Linked DNA regions of Homo sapiens: region 1 is linked to region 2. A link is a contact called in ENCODE Hi-C or POLR2A ChIA-PET data. All regions are on one chromosome and are shown on one strand. Each heading gives the region's core, a stretch centred on a gene start or an enhancer-like site at or near the end of the contact. The rest is flanking DNA. Distances are from core to core; before and after follow the strand shown. Region 1 overlaps CAMK2D (calcium/calmodulin dependent protein kinase II delta). Region 2 holds the start of ARSJ (arylsulfatase family member J).

The links. Hi-C counts contacts between places; a loop is a spot of excess contacts on that map. ChIA-PET counts read pairs that join two places held with the same protein, here RNA polymerase II (POLR2A). Pooled maps may share reads with other maps.
Region 1: a loop to region 2 is called in a map of ascending aorta, with 2.2 times the contacts of the local background. The contact joins the enhancer-like site here to the promoter of ARSJ in region 2. A Hi-C loop is called at or near these places in 2 of 168 maps with a recorded cell type or tissue (ascending aorta and chondrocyte) and 1 of 50 pooled maps. POLR2A ChIA-PET finds 5 or more read pairs at or near these places in 1 of 52 experiments (BJ).

What each region holds. Positions count from the first base shown.
Region 1 is chr4:113,683,622-113,686,340 of GRCh38, reverse strand. The region is part of intron 2 of CAMK2D (calcium/calmodulin dependent protein kinase II delta); the gene reads left to right. Among named protein-coding and RNA genes, the nearest start is that of CAMK2D, 77 kb to the left of the region's middle. Within about 2 kb of position 1,425, at least 23 of the 41 ENCODE cell types and tissues checked have a DNase peak (open chromatin) inside an H3K27ac peak, as active enhancers do; they include ascending aorta, where a contact is called at or near this core.
Region 2 is chr4:113,978,304-113,981,003 of GRCh38, reverse strand. ARSJ (arylsulfatase family member J) reads left to right here and starts at 1,357. Exons shown (of 2, transcript NM_024590.4): 1 at 1,357-2,567. The coding sequence starts at 2,170. It overlaps LOC107986305 (a long non-coding RNA gene), which reads right to left and starts at 1,191. Exons shown (of 2, transcript XR_001741794.2): 1 at 1,018-1,191; 2 at 1-634. LOC124900762 (a long non-coding RNA gene) reads left to right here. Exons shown (of 3, transcript XR_007058237.1): 3 at 40-109.

The DNA.
Region 1 (2,719 bases), core at 176-2,675, 290 kb after region 2:
ATTTTTACAGAGAATTGAGAAAAAGTACAGGCACTGACACTACTACAACCATAGTAGAAGACACTACTACAAAGATAGTAAAGGACAACTTTCTATGTAGATAAATATCAGTTATTTGGAGTTTATTATCTGAAAATATTTTGATAATTTCTTCCCATTTCTTTCAAGATAAAAATTAAGTTTTAATAGCAGATATCTTGCTTAGAATCAAGTACATTTTAGTGACTTGGCATTTATTCATTATTCGTTTATTTAGTTTATCACTTTTTTTTTTTTTTGAGACAGAATCTCTTTCTGTTGCCCAGGCTGGAGTGCAAGGCATGATCACGGCTCACTGCAATCTCCGCCTCCCAGGTTCAAGCAATTTTCATGCCTCAGCCTCCCGAGTAGCTGGGATTACAGGCATGCGCCACCACATCCAGATAATTTTGTATTTTTAGTAGAGACGGGGGTTTCACCATGTTGGTCAAGCTGGTCTTGAACTCCTGACCTCAAGTGATCCACCTACCTCAGCCTCCCAAAGTGCCAGGATTACAGGCATGAGCCACCGTGCCTGGCCCTTGCTTGTAGACTTTCATTCTCTGGTTCCATACTCCACAATATTATCAGCCCTATCTCTCAAAAATAGCATTGGTTATATTATAGCATCAATTAATTACATTGACATAAAATTAAAATGTCTCTACTTGTCACTTCTTGTAATATTACCTAATTTTGTTTTTCTCTAATTTTTCATAATTTATACACCTAATTTATTACCTTTCACGGGCTCATGTGTTTCCTATTTAAAGTCTGAAATGTGGCCAGGTGCAGTGGCTCATGCCTGTAATCCCAACACTTTGGGAGGCTGAGTTGGGAGGATCACTTGAAGCCAGGAGTTCAAGACCATCCTGGGCAACATGGTGAAACCCCATCTCTACCAAAAAATATGAAAATTACCAAGTGTTGTGGCGCACGCCTATAGTTCCAGCTACTTGGGAGGCTGAGGTGGGAGGATTGCTTGAGCCCTGGGAGGCAGAGGCTGCAGTGAGCAGAGATCGCGCCACTCCACTCCAGCCTGGGTGACAGAGTAAGACCTTGTCTAAAAAAAAAAAAAAAAAAGAAGTCTGAAATGTAAGTCATTTGTATCTGTTCAAATGATATAAGGTGGTATCAAGCATTCTTACACATGATGGTGGTCTTAGAAAATCATTTAGAGGATGCTAGGAGAAAAATTGAGCTGCCATCTGGAGAGGCTGCTGGATTGGCGACTCCCTCCTATCATTGGTTTACTCTCTCCAGGTGCCTTACTAAAGAGAATCAACAAAGAGAGAAGGACTTTGCTCAGTACCTTCTGCCTTAGAGGCCTGTCTGGTCATCTGCTGCCAGCTCTTTCCAGGGAGAGATGAGGAGCAGCAGGCCTGTGCTCTCAAGCCCTCAGGGAATGCACTGCCTCCAGTGGGACAGAGTGGAGCTGTTGCTTGTGTCATTGCTGCAGCACATTATTTGAAACTGACCTCAAGACTTGGATTTGCTCAGTTTATTTTTAGAAGTAATGACAGTATAGCACTTTGAGGCCTGAATGTTATTTCTAGACAAGAGTAATACTGTTTTTCTGAGAAGTAGAATTTCAGGATTTCAAATGGATTTTTTGGTAAATATTTCTGAAGCTTTTCCAGTAACTGAGACTTTCTGGGCAGAAAGGCAAGATGGGACATAGTGTGCATCCTCTGTTCTTGCTGACCTCAGTATCTCAGAGTGTGACTAGACGCTGTTACCGAGCAGCTGCATAGTCATCTTCTTCCCTTGTTCTGAGCAAGTCCTCTGTTACACAAAGAAGAAAAAAGCAATCATTCTTTTCAGTCATTTACCTTCCAACTTACTAAATTTGAAATTATAATTATACATACAGTACATACAAGGTTGTCTGTAGGGAGTATATTTGTTTTTATGTCTTATATTCTGGCATGTATATGAGTTTGCCTAAGAGATTTGGAGATACATACACATGCATACATACATGTGTCTGACTTTTTATGTAAATATATTTTGTATGACGTGTTAATTTATATGATACATGGCTATCCAATGTGGTTATCTCTACAAAGAAATGTACTCACAGATGCATTTAATTTTTACAGATACAATTTTCATTAGCTTTCTAACTGAAGTCCCTGCCTGTAGACTTTCATTCTCTGGTTCCATTGTGTACTCCACAGTGTCATCAACCCTGATTTTCAAAAACAGCATTCATAGCCAGCAGTTTTGTCTTGCTTCCTATATGCCAGGCACTGTTCTAACTTTTTATATATAAATCTCTCAACAATTCCATGAGGTAGGTGCTGTTAACATCCTCATTTTACAAAAGAAGAAACTGAGGTACAGAGAGGTCAAAAAGCTCACTCTAGGTCAGAAACAATCCTAAGTGGTAAAGTCAGTCTGAACCCAGGCAGTCTAACTCTAAAATCTATACTCTTAACTACTATATTGTGTTGCACACAGAATCTGGTTCCTCGTGCCTCTGATCAAAACCGATATTTCCTGCAGCAGAAAATCTTAACATATTAGCACAGGATTAATTTGTTAGCTTTTTATGTTTTTCCCTGCTCACATTTGAGGTTGTTATCCACAGACAAGTATATCAAACTATTGCTGTTCTCCAAACCTTCCAGATAGTTTTCTGACTCTGTGATGTTAATCATGCTATTCCTTTTATCTGAAATTTACTTCATCTTTTTCT
Region 2 (2,700 bases), core at 108-2,607:
TTCTGAACATGGCTTCTAAAACTGACTATCTCTCCCCAGCTTAGCCAGAAGGGCTGCAAGGAAGAACAGAGACCAGAAGGCCTACAGCAGCTAGCAAGGTTAACTTCATGGAGCACCATCGTGCCTTTCAAAGTTCCCATTTCACAAAGTTTTGCCTGGGAACTCAGCAGGAACTTTAGCAACAGGAGAGAATTAGAAATAAATGGCTAAATGAAACCTAGATTTATGTTTCAGTCAATTGAGAGAATCTGACATGTTATGTGCCAGCCCACAGTAGGTATTCAGTAAGTAACTGTTGAATAAATTTGGTGGTAGAAAAAAATATCTCAGTGGCTCTTGGCATTCATTGCCTCTTCTATAGAGACTATACTATACATCCCTCTGCTGCCTTTGAGCAGGACTTTAAAACTCTATGACTCTAGTAAAATCAAGAGTATTTTCACAACCAAGATAAGTTTTTACAATGGTTTTCCTCCACATGGTAAAAAAGAAAGAAGGAAAAAAAATGATGAAGCTCCCTGAATTACTGGATGGGAAACACTGGCTTCTTTAATGCAGGAATGCAGACTGGCTTCGGGGTTCTTGAAGGAGAAATGCATAACTCTTCCTCTCCAGGCTTTTGGCTGGAGACACCCTGTGGGTAAGTTAGGGGAGAGGTAAGAGGGAGCGGGCAATTCCAGTATTTTCACATAGGGAAAGGGTAACGAAGAATCAGGCTGTAAAAGCCAGCTATTGGGAGAGGAAATAAAACTTAAAAATTTGTCATCGTTACTGAAAAAAAAAAAAAAAAAGGTAGGGACAAAAGGAATAGGAAAATGATGGGGGTGGGGGGACTAGTAAAGGAAAACCTGCAAAGGAAGTTGGAAAGAGGAAAGAGTGTCATACGCATTTTGTTTTTATTCCTGCTCCTTCTCTCTCACTCCCTCCAGAAGCTAGAAAAAGTTTGCAAGCGCAACTTTAGGGATGGGAGACGGGGCTCTTCACCAACAGCCCCACGAAAAGAAGTGCCCGCTTTACCCTTCCCCATTCGCGCCGCCGTCCTTTCCCTCTAGCGGGGTGATGGGCAGGAGGCGACACTCTTGGGACGCGGTAGCCCAGGCGGATCCCCCGGAATCCCGCTGGGCTGGAGCAGCACGCAGCTCTCTCTCTGGCAAAGCCTCCTCTGCCTTGGCCATCCACCTCCCGGAAAAGAAAAAGGAAAGATCGAGCCTCTAAACAGTCCTTTTCCCCCACCCCCTCTTCCCGGGGGAGCTCAGGAAGAAAGTACCGTTCTGTGATTCACTGGAGAGAAAAGAGGGAGGAGGCAAAAGAACTCGGAGTGCCAAAGCTAAATAAGTTAGCTGAGAAAACGCACGCAGTTTGCAGCGCCTGCGCCGGGTGCGCCAACTACGCAAAGACCAAGCGGGCTCCGCGCGGACCGGCCGCGGGGCTAGGGACCCGGCTTTGGCCTTCAGGCTCCCTAGCAGCGGGGAAAAGGAATTGCTGCCCGGAGTTTCTGCGGAGGTGGAGGGAGATCAGGAAACGGCTTCTTCCTCACTTCGCCGCCTGGTGAGTGTCGGGGAGATTGGCAAACGCCTAGGAAAGGACTGGGGAAAATAGCCCTGGGAAAGTGGAGAAGGTGATCAGGAGGCCGGTCCACTACGGCAGTTTATCTGTCTGATCAGAGCCAGACGCGACGCGTCCACTTCGCAGTTCTTTCCAGGTGTGGGGACCGCAGGACAGACGGCCGATCCCGCCGCCCTCCGTACCAGCACTCCCAGGAGAGTCAGCCTCGCTCCCCAACGTCGAGGGCGCTCTGGCCACGAAAAGTTCCTGTCCACTGTGATTCTCAATTCCTTGCTTGGTTTTTTTCTCCAGAGAACTTTTGGGTGGAGATATTAACTTTTTTCTTTTTTTTTTCCTTGGTGGAAGCTGCTCTAGGGAGGGGGGAGGAGGAGGAGAAAGTGAAATGTGCTGGAGAAGAGCGAGCCCTCCTTGTTCTTCCGGAGTCCCATCCATTAAGCCATCACTTCTGGAAGATTAAAGTTGTCGGACATGGTGACAGCTGAGAGGAGAGGAGGATTTCTTGCCAGGTGGAGAGTCTTCACCGTCTGTTGGGTGCATGTGTGCGCCCGCAGCGGCGCGGGGCGCGTGGTTCTCCGCGTGGAGTCTCACCTGGGACCTGAGTGAATGGCTCCCAGGGGCTGTGCGGGGCATCCGCCTCCGCCTTCTCCACAGGCCTGTGTCTGTCCTGGAAAGATGCTAGCAATGGGGGCGCTGGCAGGATTCTGGATCCTCTGCCTCCTCACTTATGGTTACCTGTCCTGGGGCCAGGCCTTAGAAGAGGAGGAAGAAGGGGCCTTACTAGCTCAAGCTGGAGAGAAACTAGAGCCCAGCACAACTTCCACCTCCCAGCCCCATCTCATTTTCATCCTAGCGGATGATCAGGGATTTAGAGATGTGGGTTACCACGGATCTGAGATTAAAACACCTACTCTTGACAAGCTCGCTGCCGAAGGAGTTAAACTGGAGAACTACTATGTCCAGCCTATTTGCACACCATCCAGGAGTCAGTTTATTACTGGAAAGTAAGTGTTCCTACTTCTTATATTTATTCCTTGGAGAAATCTTAAGCATTTAATGAAGATCCAGCTCCAAATTTAAGGGAGTAACAGAAAGTATGGGGAACAACTGAATGAATGAAGAATGAATGAATGATGT